Linked DNA regions of Homo sapiens: region 2 is linked to region 1. A link is a loop called in an ENCODE intact Hi-C map of the cell type or tissue named here. Cell type or tissue: MCF 10A. All regions are shown on one strand. Links, peaks and the distances in the headings refer to the core of each region. The heading gives the core; the rest is flanking DNA. Region 1 overlaps DIRC3 (disrupted in renal carcinoma 3). Region 2 has its middle 140 kb from the start of DIRC3-AS1.

Region 1 (16,374 bases), core at 3,502-11,501:
AGATATTTTTCCTGTTTTCTTTATTGGGTTGCTTATTTTCTTTATTGAATTTTGAGAGTTCCCTTTATAAATCTGGATACAAATCCATTATCAGATACATGATTTGTAAATATTTTTCTTGTAGTCTGTGCCTTGTCTTTTCATTCTGATTTTGAAGAGTAGATATTTTTACATTTGATGAAGTCCAATTTATCAATTAGTTCTACTATCACTTGTACTTTGGGTATTGTATGTATGAAGTCTTAAGAAACCATAAAGGTTTTTTTCTATATTTTCTATGTATATAGTTTTATATTTTATGTTTACATCTGCGATTCATTTTAGGTAAGTTTTTCATATAATGTAAGTTACTATTTTTGGTGTTCTTAATTCCTGGTGCACATTCATTCATATTTCCATCTGGTTTAATTTTTTTTTCCCAAAGGACTTTAATATTTCTTCTAATGTAGGTCTGCTGGTGTTAGATTCTTACAGTTTTTTATGCCTGAAAATTTCTTTATTTCGCTTTTTTTGGGGAAAGATATTTTCACTAGGTATAGAATTCCAGTTGATATTTTTTCTTTTGACACATTAAAGATATTGCCCTACAGCCTTCCCTCACATACTGTTTTAAGATGAGACATCTGCTGTCTTTACTTTGGCTCTTTTGTTCATAATGTACCTTTCTTTTGCTGTTTTTTAGATTTTCTCTTAATCACTGGTTTTGAGCAATTTGATTATGAGGTGTGATATTCCTCATATTCTTTTGCTTGGCATTCATTGTGTTTTCCGGGTTTGTGGGTATATAGTTTTCATTAAACTTGGAAAAAAATTTAACCAGTATTTCTTCAAATAATTTTTCTGTTCTCCCTTGCATCTCAAATTTGATGACTGCAATTACACATATATTTGGTTGCTTGAAGTTGTCCCATAGCTCAGTGATACTCTGTTAGTTTTTCTATAATGTCTTTTTATCTTTATGTATCCTCATGGCTAGCTCATATTGCTGAGTCTTCAAGTTTCTTCTGTAATGTCTGATCTCCCATTTATTCTAGTCAGTGTATTTTTCATCTCAGACATTTTAGTTTTCATCTGTAGAAGTCTGACTTGGATCTTTTAAAATATCTTCTACTTAACTTTTTGAACATATACAGATATAATTATAATAACTGTTTCTATTTCCTTGTCTGATAATTCTAACATCCGTGTAGGTTTCAAGTTGGTTTTGGTTAATTGATTTGTCATGATACCATGGGTCATGTTTCTGCCCTTTTCAATACTTGGTAGTTTTTGATTGGGTGGTGTTGGAAGTCACCTCCAATCATTTCTTCACTAGAATCTGAACCACCAATGCAGAGATTGAAATCTAGTAGTCGGAATATGAATCCCATCTGTGGATGTGTTCTGCTCAGCTTGAACAGTGTGTTAAAAAAGATCTCAGATGTTTTTCACACTTAAAAATGGAGAGATATGTGAAACCATGGATTCTGTTAAACATTTTTAAAAAGTCAGGCTATCTTGCAGTATGGCTGCCATTCCCACTGGGAGCGGCTGCTGTCTTTGGATGCCACTGTGAGTTGAATGTGTTCCCCAAGGGTTCATGTGCTGGAAACCTAATCCCCAGTGCAGCAGTGTTGAGAGGTGGGACTTTTAAGAGATGATTAGAGGCAGGGCCCTCATCAATTGATTGTTACCTTGGGAATGGGTTTCTTAAAAAAGGATGAATTTAGCTTCCTTCTCTCTGTCTCTCACACACATGTCATGCCTTCCATCATGTTATCATGCAGCAAGAAGGCCCTCATCAGATGTGGCTCCTTGACCTTGGACTTAGCCACAAGCTAAATAAATTTCTGTTCATTATAAATTACCCAGTGTATGGTATTGCTATAGAAGCATGAAACAAACTAAGATGGGTAGAGTGTGAGGTTTCTATACCTCCTCACAACAGACTCTAGTAGGCATTTTAGTTTGAGCACTCTGTTATTTAAGATCAGTTTTCCAGAAGTAGACCTTGAGATGACTATTAGTGCACAAGTGATTTTTTAACAAAATGATCCTAGGAGAAACTTGAAAGAGAGTGGGGCATGCAGGAAAGAAAAGGGGAAGAAGTCAAGCAAGCATGAAATTTCTGTTATAAACTCATGGAGGATAAACTTTACCTTGATCCTGCAGAGGCATGATAGAATGCAAATTATGCTTCAGAGTTTGTCCCAACTAGATGCAAAGGAGCTGAACTTTCATATTTCCTCCCCAGTCAGAAAGTGCCCTTACACCTGGCAAGGTAGACAAAATAAGAAGGACAAAAGCATTAGGCATCTGCATTACTGTTCCATGTGGGGTCACCTGGGAGCCTCTCATGGTCCTGGCTGAGATGAAGGACAAGAGAAGATGTTGTGCTATTGGATGAAAACTGTGAAAGAGTTGGAAATGCCTTCATCCTCATAACGTCACAGCTTCCTCATCTCCAATGCTTTATTGGTGGGAAGGTCAATTGAGATCATTAGTGGAGACTAATACACAAAGGAATTGGGTGCCACCAGGGGAGGGGACCTACTGGAGGATTGCTACTTCCTCCTGTTGGAGAGCCCTGCTGATGTCACCTTATGCATTCCCTTACTTTAAGGAGAGATCATCCAGATTTAGTATGATTTTCATTCCTAGGAATCTCTAGGAAAGGGAACGTAATTGCCTTCTAGTCATTCATTTATTCACTTATTTGTTTACTCACTCATTTATTCACCCATAAACATTGAGCCAAGCAACATGTTCTGAAGAACTATTTGAATGAGGATATTTTAAGCCATTTATAAAGCAGTGTCTTACCACTGTTTCCTGGCCCACTTCTCCTCTCAAGAGGAAATCACACAGTCTTCTGTCATTGCTCCAAATTCCTTCAAGTGCCACCCACAACTGGAGGCTTCAAACCCATGTTCTTCCATTCTGGGCCTACGGAGGAGAAGTTTTGTGCCTTAAGCTATGGAGGAGTCCTGCATTTGGGCACCTTTCCTTTGATGTATTGATGTAGAGTACTCCCGCTATCTTTGGATCTTCAGTTTCCCTCATGTGAGCTGAAGCCAGCAACGCAGAAAACAAGAGGCTGAGCGCTGGTTATCATGGGCGTCTATGAGGGGGCAAACAGAGGGGAACAAAAGAAACAAAAAGCTCATTGCTAAACCCCTCCAGCCTCCTCAAAGCCTTAGAGTTACGTATACATAACAAATGTTCCTGTTGGGACCCAGAACTGTGAAGGAATGGGCTGGATGGAGACCAAAGGGAGAGACTGGGCTGGGGTTGGGCTGGAGAAGGAGAAAGGCTACTGCTGGTGGTTGGGCAGGTGAAGGTGATGCTGGTCATTGTCCAGCTTTAGGTCTGCTGCTGTGAGCTTATGAACTAGGAGAGTGGCAGAGAGAGGAGAAGAAGGGAGGAAGAAAGAAGGGAGGAAGCAAGAAACGGATAGAGGGGAAGAGTGAAAGAGAGAGAAAAACCATAGAGTGAGGAGAAAGAGACAGAAAGAAAAATAAATCAGAGACAGACAGAATAGAGAAAGAAGAAGCATGACTCTGTGTGTGTGTGTGTGTGTGTGTGTGTGTGTGTGTGTTTGTGTGTGTGCATGTGTGTGTGTGTGTGGTGGGGGGATTGCTGCCCAGGGTCCCTGGTTTGGAAATTCAAGGGGGTTGCAATTCTGGAGTGTGGTGAAATGGCCTCAGGGTCTCAAGAAGCTAACGGCAGGCTCATGCCAGGCCATAATAACAGCCTCTCGGTGGCTCCAACCCACTCTGGCCTCTCAACTCCCAGGAACACTAAATTCACACAGGCGCAAAATGTAACCCTGCTTCAGGCCTCGCAGCCTAATAGCTACCGTTGTGTTTGCACTGCACCCGCAAGCATCACGGGCAATTAAGAAAGTCGTCCATTGCCATCGTGGGCTGCCATTTACGGGTTGGAGCCTGGAGCCCCTCCAGGCCAGTTAGCCCTCTGATGAGACACAAATGAGCAGGGAGGAGTGTTGTTTCCCTGGGAGAAGAACTCCTGCCATTAGCTGGCAGATCCCAAAGGGAGGCAAACAGAGGCTGCTGTGGGCTGATGGAGGGGGAGGTGGAGATGGAGATGGGGAGAGACCAGGAGCCCTGCTTGCACGGACAGACACGTGCACACACAGACACACCTTCTCACAGGCAGTTGTGTGCTAGCATGCACACTCATGCCACCCCATCTTGAACATAGACTGCAGACATGTTAGTGCATGCAACACATGTGGGGCATTCACACACTCATGTGCATGCACACACAAACACAACTTTATGCACATGCTGGCCAGCAAGTGTGCACATTCATGGGCTCACACAGGCATTCGTACCAAGTGTACATGTTATAGATATATTTATTTATGTAAATCATGCTCGCACACTAGCTGGCACTTTCAGAAACACAAATATGTGTACCCAGGCACATAGATAAAAGCCTGGATAAATCCAGGCTCATATACATAGGCACACACAGACAAACACATCCTAATCTTTTCATCTAAAATCCAAAAGCAAGACAGTTCCAAAGACCTTTAAAACATGCATACTCTAGACTTCCAACTTCTTTCCTGGCCATGAATAAGAATGGATTTGGGCACTGGGGCTGATTAATTTGTCCAGTAGAAGACAAAAAAGAGCTGGAAGAGAGTTGCCCTTTCTTTGTTCTGCTTTGAGCCATGGCCAAGGCCATGTATGTGGTTGAAAAATAATTGGTGGTGGACGGCATCTTTTCAGGACCCTACCACCAGCCATTTGACCTTGTTGCCATCCCAGGCGGATGATTTTTAGGCTCTCAGGAAAGAAAATTTCAAAATATTCTTGATCCCATGAAAGTAGAACTCACACCCCTCACATCCATGAAGTCTCTTCTCTTCGCTAGCCTGCTCAGCCATAAGGGGACTGGATTGAATGAGTAGAGGGCTGTGTATTGCGATTTGGTGATTTTGATTTTCTCATTTTTGAAATTGAGTTTAGAAGTGTTTTCATCCTTTTCTGAGGTTTGGGGTTTTTCCTCTCTCAACTGCCTTCCTCACCCCTATTTCCCGCACTGTTATTAGGGAAAGAAAATTGGAGACCGTGTCCATTTTGAGCACGTCTCCCAGAATAATTGTGCCGTGACACACGGGGAGCGCAAACGGAAAACAGGAAGCCAAGCTGCAAGGGCTCGTTTGAAACTGGCAAACTTTGCAGTCAAGTCTTCAGCCAGAAAATCCACAGATGGCAGCCATTTCCCACACCACTTCCCTCCACATCTGGTTCCAAATGGAGGCTGCCATAGGTCTGATCTGTCTCCTGTGGTGGGGGTGATGACCTTCCCCATCAGCCCCAAGACCAAGTTCAATGCATTTGCTGCTGGCTTCACATGGCCAATGCTGGAAGCAGCAGCCCCTGACCACCCTCAACTGCTGTGACCCATGGAGCTGGGGCTCCATGTGAAGCCTTCCATGGACATTTATTTTGGAGGCTTTTTGGCAGTTTTGGCAGATTTGGGTCAGAAGTGGCTTCAAGAAGCCTAATTTACTTAACTACTTTCATTGTACTTTAGTGTCCTCCTCATCTCAATCTTATAATTTCTCTTAATTTTCAATAAAATGTGCTGGAAAGATCAGATTATTGGGGTATGGGGCTGTCAGAGTGCTCTAATGAGTGAGTAAGATGTTGTAGAAGGATGCTGACAGCAACTGCAAGATGTTTGCAGCTCCTAGGTTGGCAGCTAGTGAAAAAGAAGTGGCAAAGGATGTCTTGGTGGGTGATTTTCCTCTAAAACAGGAGCTAGTAGCATGACCTCCCCAAGAGTCATTCTGTTGCTTAGAGGCAATGATAAGTATTTCACTATTTAAAGGGCTGTCCTCAGGGACAAGGAATCACGAGATTATTCTGTATAGCTGTAGAGGGCTATTATGGGCTGCACTGGTTTAGTTTTTCTGCATAACAAAACTCTACAAAACTTATTGACTTAAAACAACATTTATTTAACTCATAATTCTGAGAGCCAGCAATTTGGGCTGGGCTCAGCTGGGTGGTTCTGCTGACCTGGGCCAGGCTTGGCTGATCTCAGCTGGGGTTCATACATGCATCTGCAGTCAGCTGTCATGCTGGCTGTGGGTTGTCCCCAGGACTTGAGAGAGTAAGAGTCTAAGCTTAGGAAGGCCTAAGCTGGGATGACAGAGTTCTCCTCCATGTGTTAGTTCATCCTGTAGCAGACTATACTGATCTTGTTCTCATGCCAGTGACAGGGTTCAGAGTGAGAGAGCAGAAGTACGTGAGGTCTCTTGAAGTCTAAGTTCAGTAATGGCATGACATTACATTTGATCAAAGCAAGTCATAGATCAGTCCTGCAAAGTCACATGTTAAGGGCATGGATACAAGGAGGAGTGAAAAAGGGTGACCATTTTTACAACCTACCACTTGGGGGACACATTTTGACCTGATATTCAAAGCTCCTTCTAATGAGTTGAGCTGCTCAGCCGTGGGACAGATTGTCCTGCTGGCCATGGGCCTGCTGTAGAGGAAGGACTACCTCTCAGATGATCAGAATGGGACCACTGGGCTGCCAAAAGCCCTTCTGATTCCAAGTGTTTATTTACCAGGAAATTATTTTCACCTACCCAGAGTCGAAGATTTTCATAATTAAAGAATAGGAAAATTGGAATAATTTCCCAAATCCTTGACTGCCCCATTCATGGCCAAATTTCTTCACCCCCCACCCCCTGCCACCATTGCTGACCAGCCTCCTCTCTCTTCCATTCACTCATGTTGCACCCCCAAGTCCTGGCCTTGCCCACGTGTACCTCTGATCACATCCACCAACCTGTCTATGCTTAGTGTCTTGTTGGGGGTAGAGAGCAGAAGACAAAGGAGAAAGCATGCTCTTAAAGACAAAGGCTGCTGGACTCCGAATTTATATTATAGTCTCTAAAGAATGATGTGTGCTGGAGAAGAAAAAAGACACAGCACGTGCATATTTTTCAAAGAAATGCACACGTGCGGAGAGTGGAAAATTAAAGAAGCCAACAACCCAAACCGAAGTTGGTTCTGAAGGAGGGAGATATAAACTTGAGCTCCAGAGCTGGAGCCAAGACAGGAAGTGGGCTTGGCTTGCACGAGGTGCATATGCTGCATGGAAAACCACTCTACGCTGCTCAACTCCCTGTCTTCCTAATTCCCCTCAGCTTCCAGCCTCTGCTGACCCTGGGAACAATGCAGCACTGTGCTGAGACTGTGCCTTTTGTAATGGCCTGGGAGAGGAAGAAAGGAGAAACTGGTCTGGGCGTCTGCGTGTGTGAATCACCCGTGTCACATGGCCAGGCCGGCTGCAGCGTCTCCCCGGGTCTGCACAGGGCACACAGGGAGCATGGCCTGAGCCCATGCCTGGAGGCTGGTCAGCCAGCTGCAGAGTGCCCCACTCTGAACCACACAGCCAGGGAGAGGATGGAGAAGGGGGAAGGTCTGGTGCCATGAGGGCCTTGGAGGACATTCCTTGTTGCCGTGGGGGCAGGCTCTGGGCCCTGGATGTCCCCCGCAATCCCAGATCATTTGTGGAGATTGGGTCTGATGTTCGTGAAAGTCACAGACTTTTTGGTTCATCACTGAGACCTGCAGGACGCTGGCTTGTCTGTTGATTCAGGCAAGACACGTCTCCTTCAGTGTGGGGGCTTTCTCCAAGGACCAAAATATGTCCAGGGTATGGAGAAACCACCTTATTCTGGAGAAAAGAGGGTACAATGAGGTGGGCAGGAGCCAGGGCTGTTCTGTTTTCTAGAACCTTCTAAATCCTGGCTTTAGAGTCACAAGCAAGAGACGCTAAGGCAGGCTCCTCGGAGGGCAGGTTGGAAGATGGTTGGTGTCAGGACAAGAGGAAGATTCGGGCCAGACACCAAGAAAGGCCTGCGCTGTTTGAAGACAGAGCAGATTACTGAGGGTGGTTGCAGCACCCCCCCAATCCCTGTTTCTACTTGGAGAGGGCTTGCACTGCGTGGAGGCACGGGAATGGATCTGTGACCCTGGGCAGTCGGAATTAACCTGACCTGGCCAGCCGAGGTGCCTTCTCACAGACACCCTGCAGAGGGCAGTGTGGTACTGCGGGCAGGACTTTGTTGCCTCATCAACTTTTCTTTCCACCCTGCGGCCCTCCTAATCTTTTAAAATCAAAGCTGCTTAGACACAACCTGAGCGCTGCTTGAATGACATGGATTTAGCCTGGTGCTCTGGGCCCCCTTTGCTGAGGGAAGCCCTCCAGCCTTGGATGTGCTCAGAGAGCTTACCTAACTCTCCCCTCTGCCTGCTTCCAGGCCTTGGGGACAACAGCTAAAAGTGGCTGTGTAGATGGGCAGAATTTGGTTGTACATATGTAGAGCCTCAGGATTTTCAAAACACATTTTCATCTGCTCCTTGAACCCATTCTTAGAGGTGGATGGGATGCTCCGTTTTATAAGAGAGAATTGAGACCCAAAGAGAGGGGAAGTGACAGCTCACGGGGGCCCAGCTGATTCGAGGCAGAGACACGTGGGGGACCCTGGTCTTCTAACCCTCAGTCCAGTGCTCATTCTACCCCTTGCGAAGCCCCTGAAATGCAACCGGTGTCAGTCCCCTCCACCAGCCGACCTCCCCCTCTTTGTGGTTCTGTTTTCTCCCAGGTGAGGGGGGGTGAAGATGCCTCTGCTACTCCTAGATCCTTGAGCCACTCCCTGGCCAACTGTATGATCTCTGGTAAGTCCCCTCGCTGGGATTTGCTTTTCCTACCAGAACAATGAAGTTATTGGATCAGATGATCTCGAAGGTAGCTTGGAACCTTGACCTTTCCTGGTTCCATGTTTGGGCTGTGTCCCCAGTTACAAGTTATTTGGTCGAATTGAAGAATAGAACCTTGCAGGGTGGTGGGTGACAGATGCAAACTCCAGCTGTGAATCTGACCAGACTCTGTGCATTGAGCTGGTTGTTTTCATGTGGAGGGTGCAACCTTGTTCCCCAGGACTTGAGAGAGTCAGGTCAAACCACATGAGGACATTCTGCTTGCTGACAAATGGCATAGACGGTGGTGTCAGTGGATGTGAGTGACAGTCGTCAACTGTGCCCCACAGAGCTCCACACTGAGAGGCCGGTTGTCGGATGCTGGGGGGACAGTGCACTCTTCCAGGGCTGTGCTTCCTGCTCCATCTCCCTAGCAGCCCTTTGTATCCCCGGCAGTTGGGAGTCGGCACGAGCTCTGTTTCTGTGCTGGTTGCCTCAGCAGGTCTGCTGTTTTCCAGGAGGAGTGCATAGGAAAAAGAAAGAGCCAAACCCTTCAAGGCACACCCAGGGTCACAATTACAAGATATACTTTGGATGTGTGGGATGGGGAGGAGTGGAAGGACAGAGCAACATAGACAGAGCCTGAAAGTCAGAATTCCTTTTTGACATCATCAACCACCATTCATTGAGCACTGAGCATGTGCTAGGTACTATGTACCCACAACTGGGTACAACTCTTAATAATCTCATTTTACAGATGATGACATTGAGGCCCAGAGAAACTGTGTAACTAGTCCAAGATGGCACAGCTCAACAGAGGTAGAGTAGTGATGGCTAAGTGCACACCCTTAATTCCTCCTCTAGGCTCTATCCATCTCCCTGACTGAATTATCATCTTTATTATCTCACAAGAAATTAGGCATACCGCCTTAAAAGTAAGACTATGCTCATGAGTAAACTGAGGAAGAACATCTGCCATCTGTACTGTTCCCAGAAATCTGGGAGATGATCTGTTTTTCTTTCTATCTATCTATCTATCTATCTATCTATCTATCTATCTATCTATCTATCTATCTGCCATCTCTGAGTCTTCTCCAGGTATCCCACCAAGTAGGAAGTTGGCTATGATTTCCACATCCATACTCTTACATGTTCTTCTACGAAGTTCTGCAGAGTAGCAAGGGCTGGTGGTGTATTCCTGAGATGAGAAAGTAGAGACCCGGCAAAGGCTAGTGATTTACTCAAGGCCCCAGAGCTGGTTGGTGACTGGCCTAGAACAAGAACCCAGGTTTCCTGACTCCTGGTCATAGTGTCCTATTCACCATGAAAAGACTTCTGGGAAAAGAGATCTGACTTGGCCAGGGAGACCTGGGGATGCTGGCTTCCCAGCCATAGTGATCCTTGCCTGCAGGTGCTTTGAGTTCCTGGGGTTTCTGTGCTAATCTGTGCCCGGAGGCCCAGCCCTGCCAGGATCAGCCGAGGATTTGAGTCCTAATGCAGGTTCGGATGGGAGATTTTGTGGGATTCATCCTACATTTAAGGCCTGGTGTGGGTAGCCAGGGGCTTTCCCATAGAAACCACAGCTATGTACTGTGTCAGGGCTAACAGTCCAGGGGGAGTGCAAAGCTTTGTGCTGCAAACCAGATCTGCTCACCAAGCCATTGCTGCAGCCCTGCTGTCCTGGGGCAGCTGGAGACAGGGAGAGCCCATGGCAGGGAGCCTCTGGTGAAGGCTTAATGGCATTTGCATGGGGTTTCATACCACACAGGCATGGAGTGGCTTAGATTTCTGAGAAACCGTTCCACCCTGTCTGGATGGCTTAAGGGAAGCCTTTGCTGGAGGAAGGGACCTTGACACATGATTTTTAGAGAATTTTTTCTACTTAGGTTATTGCTTCCTCCCCCTAGTTTTGCTTTTCTGCTTAAAAAACTGGCATGGTTAAATGCCTGTAACGTAAAACTTCAACTCTTTACCTTGACAATAAGTTTACCTTCTTAGCTCATCTTTGCTACTCTCTTCCTCTGGCCCTGTCCTTTCTCTTGTTTCTATTTTCCTAACCCTATTGAACAATTGTGTAATCTTGTGTAAATCCCTTGTGTTACAGCCTGTAGTTGTTAGACAGAGCATAGATTTTCAACAGATCTGAGTTTGAATCTCAGCAGGCAGTCTCCAGCCTGATGTGTGAACTTGGCCAAGTCACTCAATCTTTCTGAACCTTGATTTATTGTTCTATAAAATGGGAGTAATGACATCTAACTCTCCTAGGTGTTATGGAGGTCTAAGGGGGACCTGTAAGTTCTTAGAAAAGTAGAGAGTCTCTGAATTTGTTGGAATGAGGAAGTTGAGTGAGGAAGAGTGAATCTATTGAATATGGAGAAGAGATTCTGAGCTTGACTTTAGTCACCAAGTAATTGAGTTCCTGTAATGTGATGTGTGAATCTGTGGATTAGGAGATGTGGCTTTGGGACATCTGTGGTCCATGCCTGTCCTGGAGTGTGAGTTTGAATGCATGGTGATGATGGCAGTTGGTGTAAATGTGTGGGATAAAAGGAGCTATCTGACAAGCTTCCCCAGAAGAAGGGATCTGGTGTGACTCAAGCACCTTAGGCAGCAGGAAGCTGGAGGGTGAGTGTGTGATGTGAGATGGCCTGAGAAAGGCCTGCTAGGCTGGAGAATGGATTGCATGGCATTTATCTTTGTGGGAGTAGAGATGGTGTTTCATGGTCTTTTAAATGAAATTTGAGAAGGTGGGGGATGCCGGGAGATGGAGTGCTTTGAAGCTCCACCAGTAGAAGGTCTCATTTAGGCTGAAAGAGGCTTTGGCTAAAGACAGAAAATTCAACATAGTATGGGGAGAGCAGGTTAGTGGGGAGGTATGTGAGATGACACCACTGTGGCACAGCCAGAACTTGAATCAGTGTCCAAAGGAATTTCCTCTACCAGAGTAGTTCTTCCAGTTTTTGCTTGTAAGAGCTCACCCACCTCGGAGAACATCTCAAATGGCATATTCGTTTAAGTTTTTCATTGCTTTGATGGTTCAGACAGCAGCCCTCAAGCCAACATTCCAGACTCTACTCAGCCTTAACAAACATTTAGTACTAGATGGTCTGTGTCTCCATGTCACACCCCTCTGATTCCTGCTGCCCAGGCAGATGGGCCACTGGAAGCAATGGAGAGGCCACTGTGGATGTGAGCACCACAGGGTTGTCAGAACACCATGGGTACAGCAGGGTGGAGGGAGGCTTCTGGCAAAGCCCAGCCAGGAACAAGTTTTCTTGTCCTCAGCAACATCTGGTGGCCATGACCTTCCCATAGCCTCCTGGTGGAAAGCTGCCATGGAAAGGAGGAGACCAAATGATCGGTGTCTTGCATTTGCATCCTGTGTCTCTACATGATCTTCATGATTTCTAAGCAACTTGCCTGAAGCCATATGGGCCTGGGATGGGTTTTTCCAGGAAGATGCAGAGTGGGTGTTATTTATTTAGATTTAATTTGCCTAATGGGGATTGATTTCTTAACATCTCTCAGAAGTCCTGTAAGCATTGGAGTCTGTTATCCTATGAAGGAAGGCACATGTAACACTTCTCTTATGCCCAGAACCCCAAAGGGAATTTAGGTATTGTCACCCAATTACTGTTTTCTTTCTTATCTGGTAAAGCAGGAAGAAATCTGGCCACCGCTGGGCTCTTGTTGGAGCCTCTGCTCTAACTGCAATAGAAGTGAGTAGTGTTACTGCAAACTCTACCAGGTGGTAATAGTGTAAAGGGCATGAATTAGATGACATGGATTCATGCTGTGGCTTTGCCATAGTGGTCTCAGCTCCAGCTCATCCATCTGTAGAGCGGGAAAAATAATAAAATCTACTTCAAACGTTTGCTGTGATAATTAAAAGAGATTACGCATGTAAATATAAAAGAAAGGAAACCAACAGCATGTGAGGAACACTTCAAAAGAGTCATCAGTTCTTTCACCTGGGCCCTAACAAGTCTCTAGTATTTGGGGCTGGGAGTTCTAGTTATGTTGTTAACAGTTGCTCATCAGTGGAAAGGCTTGAGGTCCTACACCAGGTGAGGGCTAAGCTCAGTTTCATACCTCTGAGAATCTCCAAAATTTTTCTTGGGTGGTCTTCTGCAGACCAAGCAAATCCAATTCTGCTCAAATGTATGCCATCTGTGTGTTATATATACACGTCACCTGACATCACCTGAATTGGAAGCCTCCAACTTAAAAATGGTGTGCAGGTCCTTGCACTATTTGGGATAGCACTGAAAGAGTTCTTGGTCCAACAGCATGGGAAATTGACCCAAAGTCGGTTTCTAATGCCTCCTTTTTCCCTGGGGTGGGGGCATGATGATATTTGTAGACAGTTACTTCTAATTCTTGTTTACTTACCTCAGTGGACTCTACCTTATCTCCTTCCCACTCTTCCTACTTTTTTTCCATTAACTGACAATGATTAAGTTTGACCTTATCTCACACATGCAATCAAAAGAAAAAGAATTCTCGTGATATTTTTATCAAAGCAAATAAAAACAATTATCAAGTAAACTTGGATACAGCTAAGAAATACAGAAAAGAATGACAGCACCCATAATAGTGAGTGCAGCAGAGAAAAGGCATTCATGGTTTGGGGAAGTGCAATTTGATCCGACCCTACTGGAAGGCAGTTTGGTATATATATCAACATTTAATAAATATGATATGGTAATTTCACATTGAGGAATATATCCTAAAGAAATGACCGGGCAATTCATATGCAAGATAGAGTGCCTATTAGAATGTTGTTTATAATACCCAAAATTGGAAACACAGTAAATATTCAGTAATAGAGATTTATTGACTAGATGATGGAATGCCAATATAATGATGCACTATATATCCATTTAGAATAACAATCTAAATTAGATGTTATTGATATAATCGAAAGGAAAAATGATTACAAAATATGTAGAATTCCATTTTTATAAAAACAAAGCATTAATGTATAAAAAAATCTGGAATGTATGCACATCTAATGGGAGGAGAAATTTTTAAAAATATTTTCCATTAATTGAATTTTGATTTTTTCCTACAATAAACAGATATTTCTTCTTTAATAAGGAAATCACACATATTTTAAATAGAACCAAGACCATTAACTTAGACTTTAAAAGTACCCAGAAGACATTTCCATCAGAATCTCAAAGTTTCTAACTTTCTCTCTCTTTAAACTAGATTTTCTTCCCAGGATTCTAGACATGTAAAAACCAAACAAACATTTCTTAAGCAATATTATTGATTAATTCTGTGCTGAATTACAAATATTGCCAATATGTTATTTTCTATCTTTTGACTGCATTTTCTACTTCAATTGGGCTGAAAGAAAGTTGAAGAAAGATTCTTAGTTCTGTTTTCATTTTTGCATGACTGTCCTCTCCAGCTGCAGCTTTGGAGAGGAAACAAACATTGAAACCCCATCAGGGAGGTAGCTGTGTGCATCCCATTCAGCCTGGCTGGAAGGAATCACTCCTGGAAACTAACCGAAGGGCAGAAGCTCATTTCCTGTCCTCTGGCACCCTCCCAGCCCTGCCACCCTGTCTCCACTTTCCCTGGCTCCCTCTGAGCCCTGTTCCTGGAGGGCTTTTGGAATTGGTCTTGGAGTACCTGTAGCTTAGCTCTTTCTCCCAAAGGGAGGTTTAACTTCTCCGTGAGGAATGAGTCACCATGCAGAGCCTGGAGCTGTGAGGCTGTTTTGTTCCAAGATCCGGAATCTTCTAGTCAGCCCTGAAAGACTTGTTTTGGCGGGTGCAGGCACAAGGCTCAGGATGGGGCATTTTGGCATTTGATTTCTGGCTACTAGGTATGTTAGCCAGAGTAGGCAGAGCTATCTAGTTAAAAACAGGAAGATTCATTGGTGTGGCATTTCCATGCTGGAATGAGAGTGGAGCCTGCTCTCCAGCTACCAAGGCCTTCATATTGTGTGACTCCATTATCGGACACTTGTTAAAGTTCTAGACTTCATTTGGATTTTGGCTGTGTGCTGGAGGGGAGAAACAGGATGGGGCAGCAACCTGAGAGACTGGGGTGAGGAACTTGAAGGATTAGGGCAGGTGAGCAGGATAGCATAAGATGAAGCTGGAGGTGGGGTGGGGTGGACCAGACTGAGTCTCTCCAAGCTGCCAAAGATTGAATAGGACCTGGTGAAAGGCTGCTGGTGGTGGGGAGGTTTCTAACCCTCAGTGTCCATCTGCTGAAGAGAACAGAGTAAGATGCCAAGAAGAAGTCTCTCTTTCTCTAAAAGTCATGAGACTATGTAATCAGTGTCCGATGGAATTTTCTCAACCAGATACTTCCCTTCCCCTTCCCCTTCCTCCTCCCCTTCCCCTTCCTCCTCCCCTTCCCCTTCCTCCTCCCCTTCCCCTTCCTCCTCCCCTTTCTCCTCCCCTTCCCCTTCCTCCTCCCCTTCCCCTTCCTCCTCCCCTCCTCTCCCCTCCCCTCCCCTCCAGATACGTTGCAGGGACACTAGTTGCCATGTTGTCTGCCTGTCATCTTAACCTCTTCTATGCTAGGAGAGTTCACCATTGTGTGAGTCCAGGTGGAAAGCAGGTCACCCCACCCTACAGAGTAAGCTCCAAGGGTCAGACTCCTATTCTCTGGTAATCTTGGAGGCAAAGTCATAGTCATGTGACTTAAAACAACTCTACCAGATACCTTCACTACAGGGCTTTGAGTCTCAAGAGGTATGACAAAAAGAATCAGGGATGCTGTAGGACTAGTTCTGCCAGTGGCAACAACCAGAATCCAGGGTCTAATGGTAGTGACACAGTGCTAGAAGAGGCAGTGTCTCAGGTCAAGTGGCAGCGAGAATGGCACCCTAAGTAGGTTTCTAGGGCATGACTGTGGCTGTTCTCCCTGAAGAGTAGGATTCTTCATCCTTCCTGTTGATTCTGTGGGCTACCCAATGTTGTTCCACTAAATTCCTTTTTTGAGCAAGAAATGAGCAGAATGACTTTCAGTTCATTTCCATTATTTGCAACCCTAAACCCTTACTGATACACCCCCAAAGGTCTTAATATTTTCAGGTTCATAAAGTTGACTTACTAAATGAGACTATATCTTAACCCTTTTCCTCCATCCTTCTAGATGTCCCTCTGGGGAGAACCTGTTATTAGAGGCTCTGATTATATCCTGTTTTCCTAATTTTAAGCTAGGCTTTAGATAGGCTAAGTGTTACAAGCATTTTAGAATCCCTGTGTTTTTTTTTTTCTTGAGGTAGAAAGAGTCTTTATGTAATGGAAATGAGCTCATCTTGACTCGTCACTGTTACTGACCCCTCACCAAATAGGAATTTATAGAAATTTGCTGTATGTCAATCAGAGTCCCAGATTCTACCCAGAGTGCAGCAAACAGGTGATTCAACCAAAAAGATACCTTAGCTTCCGCCTTGAATCATACCATCTTACATTTGTGCCGTGCTCTTACCTTTATAGACCTCTGTTTAGTCTGCTCTCTCATTCAATATGGGGGGGGGAAGTAGGCAGGAAATAGTCATTGCTATTAAAGTCTCTGAGCCCCAGTGGCCTCATCTATATAGTGGGACTAAGTGTAAGAGGCCAGGTCTTGAATTTGAGCTCTGTCCTTTATCTTGCAGAACTTGAAC
Region 2 (16,374 bases), core at 3,912-11,911, 570 kb after region 1:
TCCAGGGTAGATTCATCTAAATTTTTCTGATGAATAATTTTCTCTTGAGGTTAGATGATCCCAAAAGCCTCTAGGGTCCTAAAATATCAGCATGTAAAGGACAGACATTGGTATAACTCAAGTGAAATATATATGCAAATAGGCAAAGTGAATTTTTTACATTTTGTTGAAATCAGTGGTGTACGTTTTGATGGGATGAAGCAGTAAGGGAGGAGTATTATGATACATTTAGATAGGGAAGAACAGGGAGTAATTATTACCTTTTATTGTTCTTATTGGCTTAGGAAAAAGACTTTATGGAAAAGGGCTCTTCTTAAAAGCTTCTGAAAAAAATGAGAGGCCAGACCCTTGAAGAAAAAGGTAGAATAGCCATTTCTCAGGGATGGTATTCTGCCTGGGAAAAGTTTAGGGAGGGGCAAGGAGTGGTAATTTAGTTGGAGAACCAAGCAGAGGAGCCTGAAAAGAACAAGAGAAGAAGAGGCTAGGAGAATGACGAGGGGTGAGTTTATTCAAGGCTGTGTAGGAGTAAAACTTTGTTAGTTCTACTTGAGGTTTTCAAAGCAAAGGCTGAGCATGGGAACCAGATCCCCTGCAGGCCAGTTTCCCATTCAACTCCCACCTCTTATCTTTCGAAGCCAAAAGCAGAATGCAAGAACCTTGAGGTAAAGGAGTGCTAGAAGCTTATTTTCTAGCCTCCTGATAAATATTTCCATCACCTGTACAGTAGTCCTACCACAAGGCTGTCCTGGCTCAACTCAAACATCATCATTTCAGGAGCGATCATTAGCTTCCAGCCTACCGCTCCATAGAAAGATGGCCCTAGCCATTTGAAGACTTCCCTTTCCTTCTTCCACACCTGGGCCACTCTGGATTTGGACTTCAGAGCTGCCCTCAGTTTCAGAGATAATGACCTGGTGAGAAAGTACCCCCTGGTTTCCTTAGTGCTAGGAAGCAATGCCACAGCTGTCCCTTTCCTGTTCCATTCCAAGTCAATGTGCTGGCAATGTAGGGAAGATTCTCCAGGTGTCTGTCTCATTGACGGAGGTTTACTGACTGCAGTTGTTATTACTCCCTCACTTTTGAAAGATATTTTTACTTAATATTGAATTCCAGGCTGATGGTTATTTTCTTTTGGCATTTAAAAATACTATTCCATCTGCTGTTAAGTATTTCCCAATGCCCATGACGTAAGAAGATGAAAAAGATATGTTTGGATTCTCAGCGTATTTCGAAATGCATTTATTTTTAAAGTGAAGATAAGTTAAAGACTTTAATATTTTCCAAAGGAAATGGTTTTCTTGAAGTAATAGGACAACTTTTTTATGCTTTTTTATTTTTGAGATGGAGTCTTGCTCTGTCGCCCAGGCTGGAGTGCAATGGCGCAATCTCGGCTCACTGCAAGCTCCGCCTCCCGGGTTCACGCCATTCTCCTGCCTCAGCCTCCTGAGTAGCTGGGACTACAGGCGCCCGCCACCGCACCCAGCTAATTTTTTGTATTTTTAGTAGAGACGGGGTTTCACCGTGTTAGACAGGATGGTCTCGATCTCCTGACCTCTCGATCTGCCCGCCTCGGCCTCCCAAAGTGCTGGGATTACAGGCTTGAGCCACCGCGCCCGGCCTTTTTTATGCTCTTAATGTTAAAGCAAGAGAAAAAAAATCGGCCGGGCGCGGTGGCTCATGCCTGTGATCCTAGCACTTTGGGAGGCCAAGGCGGGCGGATCATTAGGCTAACAGGGTGTAAACCTCGTCTCTACTAAAAATACAAAAAAATTAGCCGGGCGTGGTGGCGGGCGCCTGTAGTCCCAGCTACTCCGGAGGCTGAGGCAGGAGAATAGTGTGAACCCGGGAGGCGGAGCTTGCAGTGAGCCGAGATCGCGGCACTGCACTCCAGCCTGGGCTACAGACCAAGACTCTGTCTCAAAAAAAAAAAAAAACAAAAACAAAAAACCTTGCAGTCCTATCTCACCTTGGGACCTGAGCTCTCAAAACACTTCCTCCCCTTTAGCTGGGGTTCACACCTTTTTCAAAGGACTGAAATATCTTGTGACCTCACTCCACAGGCAAGCTGATGGGTGTGAGGCTCTCAGCTGCTGCGCGGTTGGTGTGAGGGCTGGACATGCACCCTGGAGCCTCTGTGTGCTCTGGAACAAGGAGGGAAAGTCACTCTAGCCTTGTCTCAGAGTCTAGGAAAGGTCAGAAGCAGTGGCTGGTGAGCAGAACAGCTACTGGAGGTGGAAGCTGCTAGGGATGGTAAAAGGTCATTCTCAGCATACATAATTCAGAAGGTCTGAGCAGAACTTCCCCTTTGTCTAACGACCCCTTGTAGCAAGCTCAACCTAGACAGAGGGCTAGGTCTCTAGATCCTCAAACTATTCAAAAGGAGACCTCCACTATTCTAATATGATACATTTTAGCAGTAAGTGCTGTTTAGTTTTTACTGCAAGATAATTTTTACCATTTAATCTAATTCCTTCTTGTTTTATCCATTCTTGATGACAAGGTTATATCTTTTAGACAGCAATAAGTTGGATAAATGGCTAAGAGGGTGGATTCTAGCCAGTGTCTCACTCTTACACATTTAGCACAGTGTCCTATATTCAAGCTAATGTTCCCCAGTCCTCCCCTGCTACATACACATATACCTCAAGCTCCTAGTGAGAGCTGATTCTTTCTATTATCCACATAAAAAACCTGGAGGCCCAAGAGCGGGAGTCCTAGGCTGCCTGTGAGAGTCTGTGAGTAAGGAGGCCCAGTTCTGCTGCTCAAAAGTGAGAGTCTCTTCAATGAGTAAATCTTCTGAGTTGTATCCTGGCATAAAGTTAAAGGAGAAAAGACATAGGGCTAACCCCAAGCCAGGACGCATATACCCACAAGGGAACACTAAAAACTGGCCACTGCACTATCCCCCTTCCTGGGCCTGCAGACAAATCCAGGCTGACTGGAGTCTCAGGAAGACACGCTGACATAAAGGATTAAAAGAAATTATCGCTAGGAATGAATTACACCATCAAGGGTAAGAATTAGATTGTGGATCATTCAATAATGTGACAAACAACCTAGCTACTGGGGAGGCTGTGGGGGGAGGATCACTTAAGCCTAGGTGTTTGAGGTTACAGTGAGCTGTAACTGTGCCGCTGCACTCCAGCCTGGGAAACTGAGCAAGACCCTGTCTCATAATAATAATAATGTGACAAACAATTACATGAATATTTTTAAAATTTCCGTAATGTTGCACAACTGGAATGGTAAATTAATTGGATTGATTTTCCAGTTTTTACTACGACCATTTTGGGTAAGAGATTCTGACTGGCCCTTTCTCTCTGTGCTCAGCTGTGTGACTTGCTTTGGCCAATGGGGCTTAGCAAACAAGGTGCAAGCAGAATCTTAAGAAACACTTGCACTTGTGAATTGCTGTTTGCTTTCTTGCCATTCTTGTTTGTTTGCCATAAACACGAGATATCCCTGAGCTAACTTGCTGTAGGAATGTGAGAGACACAGAGGAAGGCCAAGTTTCCACAGCTAAGACCATCCTAGACTAGTCAGTCCACTTCTGTTCTGCAGCTGATAGCAAATTCATGAGTAAGCCCAAAGAAGCTTAGCTGAGTCTGGATCAGATAAATAGAACTGCCTATCCAACACGTAGACTCATGATACATAGCAAATGTTTTTTGTTTCAAGTGATTGGTTTTGTGGTGGTTTGTGACATAGCAATAGCTAACTGATACAACTTTTTCTGATGAGATAATATTGAAGAGAAATACTGGGAGAGCAAGCACGTAAGCTAACAAGAGAGCTATCACTGTGTCTCTGTGAGATGCTGGAGTACTAGAGAACATATCTTCTCTCTTTACTTCCCTCCTGCCAGTCCTCCCATCCTATACAGCATGTTTACTGAAGTCAATCTGTGTATATTTTTGTTTATGACTGTTTAAAGGTGATCATGGGCAGAGGTGTGGTGTGTATTCAAGTATGTGCACTTGCATATATGCTGTGAGATCAACTGGGAAGAATCTGAAATTGGATTGTAGAATTTAGCCTGGACTGTCAGCTCTCTTTTATCTTATTTTTGAGTTTATGAGCCTTACGCCCCATTTCAGATAAATCAGCAGGTATTTGGCACATTTCCTCATCATTCACAGGGATGAAAGCTACGAAAGTCAGTGGCAGGCTTTTGTAAAAGACATCAAATGGGTTAGGAAGTAGGATGATTGGGGGAAAGAGGAAGAAGAACAGGGTAAAGATAACAAAGAAAAGTTTATATTTCGGCTATCTGGAGAATCAAATATTTTTCTAGCAATCTCTAAGCAGAATGTATTTGTTGATTTGCCAAGAAAGCTCTTCACAGATTAAAGCACTAGCTGGATGGCGACACAGGAGTTGTCCCAACTGTCCTTCGGATGCAAGGCATGCCTTTGTTAACATCCTGGAGATACTGACGAGAAACACATCCCTCTTGGCCTCATATTTCTCCCACTACATCCAGAGCCCAGAGCCAGTGTGGTAGATGACCAAAATGACCATAATTCTTTGCTGCTGACTCCCATCAAATGGTGGGGCCTATTCTCCACCCCCTTTAAATCAGGATTGTCCCAGTGACTCACTTTCACCAGCGGGACATGAGCAAATGTGACACAAGCAGAGGCTTGGAAAGAACTTCCATATTGGACCTTGCTCTCTTGCTACTCTTGGAACCTGGAGCCACCACATGAACAAGCCTGAGTTACCCTGTTAGAAGGTGAGAGATAAGTAACACAGTTTCCCTCATTTTTCTAATCAATAGCCATCCAAACTCAGAAGCAGATCTACTTAGTTGATCAACTGCTGGTTGAAAACCAAGAGTGAACCAACTTAGATCAACAGAACACCTAACTGAGCTTAACCTAAAGTGCTGAACCACAATTGAGTTAAACTAGTGTTATTGTTTCATGTCATGCAATTTGGGGATGAAATGTTAACTGACTTGGCTTACAGCAGAGTTTTCCTGAGACAATAGATTTTCACAAAAATTAAACTAAAAGACAATTTAATTTTGAACTATAGACTGATATTTATTTGAACTCAATCTGATTTCCTTTAGTGTCCTTCAGATAACATTTAGAAAAGGGTAAGCACTAGAGGCTATTTATAAATACCTTTGGGAAATGTTCCCTCTTTGGAATTATTCCCATCACAGATGATACATACCTGAAATATTTATAATCAGGTTATGTGTTAAATAATAGATACTGGTCAATGAGCTACATAGACAGTGAGGAGCTGCTATGACTCCTGAGGTTAACCATCAGAGAATGATTACTATGTTCCAAACACTTCACACAAGTTATATGCAATTATTATTATCACTATTTTACATACAAGAAAATTGAGGATAAAGAAGTTGAGTGATAGTTTTGAAATGCTGAATCCAAGATCAGAGGACTTTCTGCTATACCACAGCGCTTCCTTATGCCCTAAACCAAAGGAAAAAAAAAAAGGCCAGGCATGGTGGCTCATGCCTGTAATCCCAGCACTTTGGGAGGCCAAGGGAGCGGATCACAAGGCCAAGCAATCAAGAGCATCCTGGCCAACATGGTGAAACCCTGTCTCTACGAAAAATACAAAAATTACCTGGGCGTGGTGATGAGCACCTGTAGTCCCAACTACTTGGGAGGCTGAGGCAGGAGAATCGCTTGAACAGAGAAGGTAGAGGTTGCAGTGAGCCGAGATCATGCCACTGCACTCCAGCCTGGTGACAGAGAGAGACTCCGTTTCAAATTAAAAAAAAAAAAAGAATTTAATATGCCAAACTCAGGTGTGATTTGCACCAGACCGAAAAAACAGTGATTTAGTAAACTCATTCACTGTGGTATGCATAATAAATTAAGACAAAGGAATCCTCCATTCAGTAGGAGAGCAAAAATAAATGAAATAAGTAATGAACAAACAATAGAGAAAGCTAATAAAGCAAAAAGTTTATTCTTTGAAGATATTGATAAAATAATAAATGTCTGGCAAAACAGATGAAGAAAGAAAGAGAAACACAAATTACTCATATCAAGAATGGAAGAAAAGATATCATACAGATGTTTCAGATTTTAAAAGGACAATAAGAATACTATGAAAAAATTTATTCCACTAATTCCCCAATTTAAAACAAATGTACAACTTTCTTTAAAAATACAGCTTGCTAAAATTGACAAAAATTAGAAAATTTTAATAACTCTTTGTCTATTAAAAAATTAAATTCGCAATACAAAATCTTTCCACAAAGAACACCCTAGCCCCAGATGGTTTTACTGGCGAATTCTATCAAACATTTAAATAAGAAACGAAATCAATCACATGGAAACTATTTTAGAAAATAGAAAAGAAGGAAACACTCCTTAATTTATGCTATGAAGGCAGTGTAACTCTAATAACAAGCTATCAAAAGTTCCAAAGACCTTGTAAGAAAAGAAAGTTACTAACCAACATCTCCTCAAACCATAGACAGAAAAATTCTTAAAAATAGATTAATGGCTGGGTGTGGTGGCTCATGCCTGTAATCCCAGCACTTTGGGAAGCCTAGGCAGGTGGATCACAAGGTCAAGAGATCAAGACCACCCTGGCCAACATGGTGAAACCCTGTCTCTATTAAAAATACAAAAATTAGCTAGGCATGGTGGCACGTGCCTGTAGTCTCAGCTACTCAGGAGGCTGAGGCTGGAGAATCGCTTGAACCCGGGAGGCAGAGGTTTCAGTGAGCCGAGATTGCGCCACTGCACTCCAGCCTGGGCAACAGAGTGATACTCCATCTCAAAATAAATAAAAATAAAGAAAGAAAGAAATAATTAGCAAATCAAATTAAGCTGTATATTAAAAGACCAAGTAAGGTTTATCCTAGTAATGCAACCTAGGATATCTAGGAATGCAAGATTGCATTCCTACAATAACTTAACTAATAAAAAAGAACCCAACTATATAATCATCTCAATAGATGGAAAAAAAGACATTTGAAAAAATTATCACTCATTTATGATTATTTTAAAAACTCTGAGAAAACTAACAGAGGGAATTTCCTCAAACTGAAAAAAGCAGCCCTTTCTGCCAAATCCAAAGAAGCAAAACCAAAACTCTACCATTAATACCATATCAATTATTAAATATTATACACCTTCTCCCTAAGATTGAGAACTAATCAAAAATATTTGCTATAGCCATATTTATTCAACATCGTATTAGAGGTCCTAGCCAGTGCGATAAGGCAAGACAAAATGTTAAAAATATACAGATGGAAAAGTAAAAAGTAAAACTGTCTTTATTTGTAGATGACAGAATTGTTTACATAAAAAAACCCTAAGTAATCTATAAAACAACTACTGGAACTAACGAGTAAATTTAGCAAGTTTTCAGGAGGTGTAAACAATACAAAAAAACAATTATGAAAATAAATTTTAAAATGTAATTTTAAAATACTGTTTCGGCAGCATATAAAAGCATAAAGAATTTGGAGATAAGCTTGACAAAAGGCATGTAAGAATACTATATAATACTGTATAATAAGGCTGAGAAAAATTAATGGAGACCTAAATAGAAAGATATGCTGTGTTCACGGATTGAAAGATTTAACATTGTTTGATGTCAATTCTTCCCAAATTGACCTATAGATTAAAAATTCCCTTTGTCCTTTTCAAGAAAGTGATGGTAAATTCTAAAATATATAAACACACAAATAATCTAGACCAAAAATTCTTGAAATAAACAACAAAGTTAGGTAGCTCAGATAACCTTATCCCAAGGTTGACTACATAGCCTTGGTAATTTATCTAATGTAATATTGGTATCGAGGATAGAAAATTAGATTAACAAAACTGATCATTGAGATTCCAGAAATAAAGACCAATAAACATATGTTAATTGATATTAACATAAAACATCAGGAAAATTTAGTGAAGAATGCATAATATTTTTTAGGACAGAGTAATGAAACAAATAAATATATATAATATATATATATAAAATATATATGGGAAACAATAAACCTTTACCCCTACTTCACAACATATATAAAATTATTTGAGCTAGATCATAGACCTAAATGTAAAACCATAAACTATAAAGCTTCTAGCAGGAAAGATAGTAGACTATCTTTGGTATTTTAAGGTAGGAAATTATTTTTTAGATGGAATACAAAAATATCTAAATATAAAACAAATTAATCAATTGGAATTCATAAAAAACCACCAAAAAATGATAAAAAACAAAAAACCTTCACACAAATATCTAACAGACCAAAATAAAACTGATTAACAACACCGAATATTGGTGGAGCAATTGCAACATTCATGCATTGCTTGTGAGAGCGTAAAATAGTACAATCACTTGAAAAAATAGTTGCACATTCCTTTTTAAATAAACTATACAGAGAGTGATGCCAGTGACATGGCAATGTAAGGACCTCTGAAAATTTTCCCTTTCATAAAACAATTTTTAAAACCTACAAAAAAAAGTCAGAATCAACTTTTTTTGAACTCTGGAAATTAACTAAAAGTTTGCATCAATCAGGGAAGATTTAGTCAAGAAAAACAGCTAAATCTTGGTAAGAACAGTGAATTTCTGGTGTTTTAAATTTACCCTATTTTAATTCTTATCTCTCCCACTCCATGAAAGCCTTGAAAATCAATACCTTGCTTTCTGAGTAAAAATCAGCAGGCTGGAGGCCACCAGAGGGCGCAGAAGAGGGTTGGCATTCTTTCAAAACCTAATTCCCAGAGATTATCATAATTTGACCTGTCTGGTGATTCTCTGGAAGATTCCACTTGCAAAGCTGAGAGTATTTGAACTGACTTGGCACTGGCCCAGTATAAAAAGCTTTTTCTTTTAGGGGTGTTTGTTGAAAACAATTATGGACAATTATTTATTTCTGAGGCTGCCTAAGACAGTAGATAACAGTTGGGGCAAACAATGGCTAAGAACAACAACAACAATAAAACTTTAAAATTAAAAGGAAAAGGTGGGAATAAGTTTACATGGGGGCTTTGAAAAGCTCTGACCAATTTTGGGGAACCTAGAAAGTCACATGCATGTATAAAACTATGGATATGCTCAAAGCTGTGTACATGTTCACGAACAACCAAAGAAGACCCTAAACTCTCACCTCCAGCTAGTCTTAAGATTCTGGAAAGCAGGAAATGAAGATAATGCAGAATTTTAAGCTGCCTGGCTGAGTGTCTAAGGGCTATCCAAACATGCACACAGCTGGAAAACACTGAAAGGCTTATTGCTACCCAGCATTTAAAGAAATGTCTGTCAAATCACTAGTTGACCCCTAAGATAACTGAGCAGAGATTTTAGTGGCCACACACAGCAAGAATACGTCTTACAGAGTTAGTTTACAAAAGTCACTGAAGAAACCAAAAACAGTGACATGAGCAAAAATAACAAATCCTGGAGAGAAGTATCTGATTTTCAGAATTTCCAAATTATATTATTTAAAATATTTAATTTTCAACAAAAAATTATGAAGCATGCAAAGAAATGAGAAAGTATTGTTCATACACAGAAAGAAAGTGATTAATAAAATCTGTTCCAAAAGAAACCCAGATATTACTAGAAAGACTTTTATTCAACTATTTGAAATGTGTTTTTTTAAAAAACTAAAAAAAAGTCTAAAAACCCAGAGGATGTCTCACTAAATAGAGAATGTCAATAAAAAGAGAAATATTTAAAAGAACCAAATAAAAATTCGGAGGTTGAAAAATACAATAACTGAAATAAGAATTTCACTATAGGACCTAAACATAACATTTGAGCAGGCAGAGGATGGACTCAGCAAATTTAAAGATAGGTCAACTGAGATTATCCACTCTGTGAAACAGAAACAAAAAAAGAAACAAAAATAAAGAAAACGGAGCAGAACCTTAAAGATCTGTGGGGCACCAATAACAACTATATATAATGGAAACCCCAGGAGGAGAGGAGGAAGAAAAGGGAAAAAAAAATTGAAAAAATAATGGCCAAAATATCTAAATTTAATAAAAACCATTGCTGTAAACATTCAGAAAGCTTAACAAACTCCAAGCTAGATAAAACAAGAAAGATCTATACCTAGACATGTAATTAAATGATTAAAAGCCAAAGTCAATAGAAAGAGAGAAGTGGCTCATCTTGTAAAAGTGACCTTCAATGTAATTATCAACTGGTTTCTCATCAGAAATTATAGAGGCCAGAATACAATAGGATGACATGTTGACACGTTCAAAGCACTAAAAGTTAAAAAAAATGACAACCAAAAATTATATATTCAGCAAAACATTTCTTCAAAAATAAAGGCAAAATTAGGAGACTCAAAATAAACAAAAACTGAGAGAATTTATTGCTAGGAGAACTGACCTACAAGATATATTCAAGTGGGTCCTTCAGGCTAAAATAGAAGAACAGTAGAAAGTAACTTGAATCCACATAAATAAATTAAGAGCACAGAAAAAGACAACTAATAGGTAGATACAAAAGACAGTGTAAATATATTTTTTGTGTATAATGCTTTTGTTTTTCTATCTGATTTAAAAGACAACTGCACAAACCCATAGTTACACACCTGTGTTGATTGGCACACAATGTGTAACATTTAGTTTGTATAAATATAACAGCACAAGGAAAGGTGGGCAGAACAAGGCTATATAGGAACAAAGTTTTTATATACCACTGAAATTAAGATGACATTGATCTGAACTATATTGTTACTAATCAATAACATTAATAAATAATAATTATTATTATTTTTGAGACAGAGTCTCGCTGTGTCACCCAGGCTGGAGTGCAATGGCATGATCTCTGCTCACTGCAACCTCTGCCTCCCAGGTTCAGGCCATTCTCCTGCCTCAGCCTCCTGAGTAACTGGGACTGCAGATGCCTGCCACCATGCCTGCTAATTTCTGTATTTTTAGTAGAGACAGGGTTTCACCATGTTGGCCAGGCTGGTCTCGAACTCCTGACCTCAGTGATCCATCTGCCTCAGCCTCCCAAAGTGCTGGGATTACAGGCGTGAGCTACTGCACCTGGCCATTAATAATAATTATTTATTGTAATCCCCAAAGCAAACACAAAAATATATAATAAAAGGAATGACAAGGAAAAAATTAAATTAGTACACTAGAAAATATATGTATAACACACAGAGACACAAAACAATAATGGAGGAATAGAAGGAGGATAAAGACATAGATATAGAAAATATGTAAAACATGTAGCAAAATGTCAGTCATAAATTCTACCTTATCAGTAATTAAATTAATTGTAAATAGATTAAACACTCCAGAAAAAAGGTAAAGACCAGCAGACAAATTTTTAAAAAATGATTAAACTGTATGCTGTCTTTAAGAGAAGACTTTAGATTCAAATACACAAATTGGTTAATAGTAAGGGAAAGGAAAAAGATATAACATGCAAATAGTGCCTGAAAGAAAACTTAAGTGGTGAGGCTAATATCACACAAAATAGACTTAAAGGTAAAAATTGTTCCTGATGACACAAAGGATATTTTATAGTAAGAAAAGCATCAGAAGTCCTAATCAGAGCAATCAGGCAAGATAAAGAAATAAAAGACATTCCAAATAGGAAAAGAAGAAGTCAAACTATCTGTCTTTGCTGACAGTATAATTCCATACCTAGAAAACCCTAAAGACTCTACCAAAAGGCTCCTGGAATTGATAAACAACTTCAGTAAAGTTTCAGAATACAAAATTAATGTACAAAACTCAGTAATATTTCTATACATGAACGTTCAGGCTGACAGCCAAATCAAGAACTCGATTGCATTTACAATAGCCACAACAAAATGAAATAAAATACCTAGGAATACATATAACCAAGGAGGTAAAAGATCTCTACAAGAAGAACTACAAAACATTGCTGAAAGAAATCACAGACGACACAAACAAATGGAAAAACATTCCATGCTCATGGATCGGAAGAATCAATATTGTTAAAATGGCCACACTGCCCAAAGCAATCTATAGATTCAATGCTATTCTCGTCAAACAGCCAATGTTGTTTTTCACAGAATTAGAACAAACTATTCTAAAATGTATATGGAGCCAAAGAAGAGCCAGAATAGTCAAAGCATTCCTATGCAGAAAGAGCAAAGCTAGAGGCATCATATTGCCTAACTTCAAACTATACTATAACACTACAGTATCCAAAACAGCATGGTATTGGTCCAGAAACAGACACATAGACCAATGGAGCATGATAGAAAACCCAAAAATAAAGCCACACACCTACAACCATCTGATCTTCAACAAAGCTGACAAAAATAAGCAATGAAGAAAAGAGGCCCTATTTAATAAATGGTGCTGGTATAGCTAGCTAGCCATATACAGAAGAATGAAACTGAACTTCTACCTGTCACCATATACAAAAATTAATTTAAGATAGATTAAAGATTTAAATATAAGACCTCAAACAATAAGAATCCTAAAAGAAAACATAAGAAACACCATGCTAGACATCAACCTTGGAAAAGAATTTATGATGAAGTCCTCAGAAGCAATTGCAACAAAAACAAAAATTGGGCCAGGTGCAGTGGCTCATGCCTGTAATGCCAGCATTTTGGGAGGCCGAGGTGGGCAGATCATGAGGTCAAGACTTTTAGAACAGCCTGGCCAATATGGTGAAACCCTGTCTCTACTAAAAATACAAAAATTAACTGGGCATGGTGGCGTGCGCCTGTAGTCCCAGCTACTCAGGGGACTGAGGCAGAAGAATTGCTTGAACCTGGGAGGCAGAGGTTGCAGTGAGCTGAGATTGTGCCGCTGCACTCCAGCCTGGGTGACAGAGTGAGACTCCATCTCAAAAAAAAAAAAAATTGACAAGTAAGACCTAATTACACTAAAGAGCTTGTGCACAGCAAACGAAACTATAAACAAAGTAAGCAGGCAACCTACAGAATCGAGAAAATATTCACAAACTATGCATCTAACAAAGGTCTAATATACAGAATATATAAGGAACTTCAGAATTCCACAAACAAAAAACAGATAACCCTATTTAAAAGTGGGCAAAATACGTGAACAGACGCTTTACAAAAGAAGACATATGAGCAGCCAACAAAAATGTAAAAAATGCTCATCACCAATTATGAGAGAAATAAAAATCAAAACCACAGTGAGATACCATCTCACACCAGTCAGAATGGCAATTACTAAAAAGTCAAACAACAACAACAACAGCAACAGATGCTAGTGAAGCTGCAGAGAAAAGGGGGTGCTTATACACCATTGGTGGGAATGTGAATTAGTTTAGTCACTGTAAAAAGCAGGTTGCAGATTTCTCAAAGAACTTAAAACAACTATCATTCAACCCAGCAATCCGATTACTGGGTATATATCCTAAAGAAAACAAATTGTTCTACCAAAAAGACACATGCAGCCATGTGTTCATTGCAGCACTATTCACAATGGCAAAGACATGGAATCAATCTGGGTGTCTATCAGTGGTGGATTGGATAAAGAAAATGTGGTGCATACACACCATGGAATACTACTATACAGCCATAAAAAAGAACAAAATCATGTCCTTTGCAGCAATATGAATGCAGCTGTAGGCCATTATCCTAAGTAAATTAACACAGGAACAGAAAACCGAATACCACATATTCTCACCTATAAGTGGGAGCAAAACATTAGACAAACATGGACATAAAGATGACAATAATAAACTGGAGACTATGAGAAGTGGGAGGGAGGCAGTGGGGCAAGGTTTGAAAAATTAACTGTTGGGTACTCTGCTCACTACCTGGGTGATGGGATCAATTGTATCCCAAACCTCAGCATCACACAATACATCCAGGTAATGAATCTGCACATGTACCCCCTGAATCTAAAATAAAAGTTGAAATTATAAAAATAAATAAATGAAACAGAAATGGTAAAGAAAAAAGGAAAGGATCAATTCATCAAGAAGATATAACAATTATAACTACGTTTGAACCTAACAACAAAGTCCCAAAATACATAAAAACTTTCAGAATTGAAGGGAGAAATAGACAATTCAACAGTAATAACCGGAGATTTTAATACCTCACTTTCATTAGCAGATAGAAAAATGTATAGATAGGAGATCAAAAGTAAATCAAAAACTTAAACAAAATTATAAACTAATAGGAACTAAAAGATATCTATAAAACACTCCAACCAACAACAGCAGAATGCACATTCTTCTCAAGTACACATGGAATATTCTCTAGATATACCATGTTAGGCCATTTAAAATTTTTTTAAATTTAAGTATTGTTAAGAGGATCAAAATTATTCAAAATATGTTCTTCAACCACAATACAGTGAAATTAGAAATCAATAACAGAAATAAATTTAAAAATTCAAAAATACATAGAAATTAAACAACACAATCTATATAATCAATGGGTAAAGCAATAAAACACAAAAACATTAGATAATAGTTTAAGGTGAATGAGACTGCCACACAATATGCCAAAACTTATGGGATCCAGGAAAAGTGTTCAAAAGGAAATTTATAACTATACATGTCTACATTAAATGGAAGACCTTAAATTTATACATTTAATCTTCCACTTCATAAAACTAACAAAAGAAGTGCAAACTAAACTTAAACAGAAGAAAGGAAATAATGAACATTTGTGTAGAAATAAAATGGAGAATAGAAAATAATGTAGAAAATCAACAAAAGCAAAATTTAGAGTTTTAAAAATGGTCAACAGAATTGATAAAGCCATAGACTGACAAAGGAAAAAAAAAAGAGAGAAGGCTCAAATTACTAAAATCAGGAATGAAAGAAGTTATATTACAGAAATAAAAACAATTATAAGGGAATAATATGAATACTTTTATGCCAACAAGTTAGATAACTTAGATAAAATGAATATACTAAAAGCATTTAAGCTACCAAAACTGACTCAAGAAGAAATATAAAACCCAAATAGACTTACAGCAAGTAAAGATAATGACTAATCAAAAAACTTTCAGCCCAGGACCAGATTGCTTCACTGGTGAATTCTCCCAAATGTGTAAGTATTAACATTAATATTTCCAAATTCATCCAAAAACTAGAAAAGGATAAAATATTTTCCAGCATAGCCTATGAGGTCAGTGTAAACTTGATATTCATCATAAGGAAAGAGACATACACACCACTACTTCTTATGAATACAAAGTACTATAAAACTAAATCTAGAAATATCAAAAAGGATTACACAATATGACCAAATAGGATTTATTGCAAGCATTCAAGCTTGATTTTGAGTCATACAAAATCAATCAATGTAAAACACAATAGTAACAGAAAAAAGGACAAAAACCACATATTAGGTTAGTGCAAAAGTAATTGCAGTTTTGCCATTACGGTAATGGCAAAACCGCAATTACTTTTGCACCAACCTACATTAACAGATGCAGAAAATCATTTAACAAAATCCAACATTTAAACTAATTGACGAAAAGTTACCCTGACCAAGGACATCTATGAGAACTCAGTGCTAACATCATATTTAGTGAAACACTGAAAGCTTCCCTTCTCAGATGAGTAACAAGACAAGGATGTCCCCTTTTGCTGTTTAGCATTGTATTGTAGGTTCCAGATGAAGAAATTAGGCAGAAAAAAGAAGATATCCATATCAGAAAGGAACAAATAAAGCAATGTGTATTTGGAGCTCATATAATCTTGTACCTAGAAACTCCTAAGGAATTCACACATGAATGCACACACATACACACTAAAACAATTAGATATAATTAATGAATTCAAACAGGATATAAGACCAGTATACAAAAATCAATTGCATTCCCATACAGTAACACAAAATAACCTGAAAATTAAATTAAATTAAAAATGCAATTTATGATAGCATCAAAAAAATTCTTAAGAATGGTAAATAATGAAATTAAGGCAGAAATCAAGAAGTTCTTTGAAACCGATGAGAATAAAGAGACAACATGCCAGAATCTCTGGGACACAGCTAAAGCCGCGTTAAGAGGGAAATTTATAGCACTAAATGCCCACATCAGAAAGCTACAAAGATTCCAAATTGACACCCTAACAGCACAATTGAAAGAACTAGATAAGCAAGAGCAAACAAATCCAAAAGCTAGCAGAAGGAAAGAAATAACTAAGATCAGAGCAGAAGTGAAGGAGACAGAGACATGAAAAAGCCTTCAAAAATACCAATGAATCCAGGAGGAGCTTTTTGGAAAAAAATTAACAAAATAGATAGACCACTAGCTAGAATAACAAAGAAGAAAAGAGAGAAGAATCAAATGGACAATAGACACAATAAAAAATGATAAAGGAGATATCACCACGGACCCCATAGAAATACAAACTACCATCAGAGAATACTATAAACACCTCTACACAAATAAGCTAGAAAATCTAGAAGAAATG

What was found. A loop is a pair of places that touch in the nucleus more often than their neighbours do. Peaks named below come from ENCODE experiments on the same cell type or tissue, not always from the same donor. Only the 100,000 strongest peaks of a DNase experiment are listed, where the experiment ranks them.
Region 2: a loop joins it to region 1, with 8 times the contacts of the local background. A loop is called at or near these places in 9 of 110 quality-filtered maps.

Annotation. Positions count from the first base shown.
Region 1 is chr2:217,705,369-217,721,742 of GRCh38, reverse strand. The region is part of intron 2 of DIRC3 (disrupted in renal carcinoma 3); the gene reads left to right. Among named protein-coding and RNA genes, the nearest start is that of DIRC3, 77 kb to the left of the region's middle. RefSeq lists an enhancer at 7,969-8,018. In MCF 10A, for the core only: a CTCF peak has its summit at 8,080 (motif pointing right); a DNase peak (open chromatin) is centred at 8,082.
Region 2 is chr2:217,135,162-217,151,535 of GRCh38, reverse strand. No RefSeq gene overlaps it. Among named protein-coding and RNA genes, the nearest start is that of DIRC3-AS1, 140 kb to the left of the region's middle. In MCF 10A, for the core only: a CTCF peak has its summit at 8,673 (motif pointing right); a DNase peak (open chromatin) is centred at 8,685.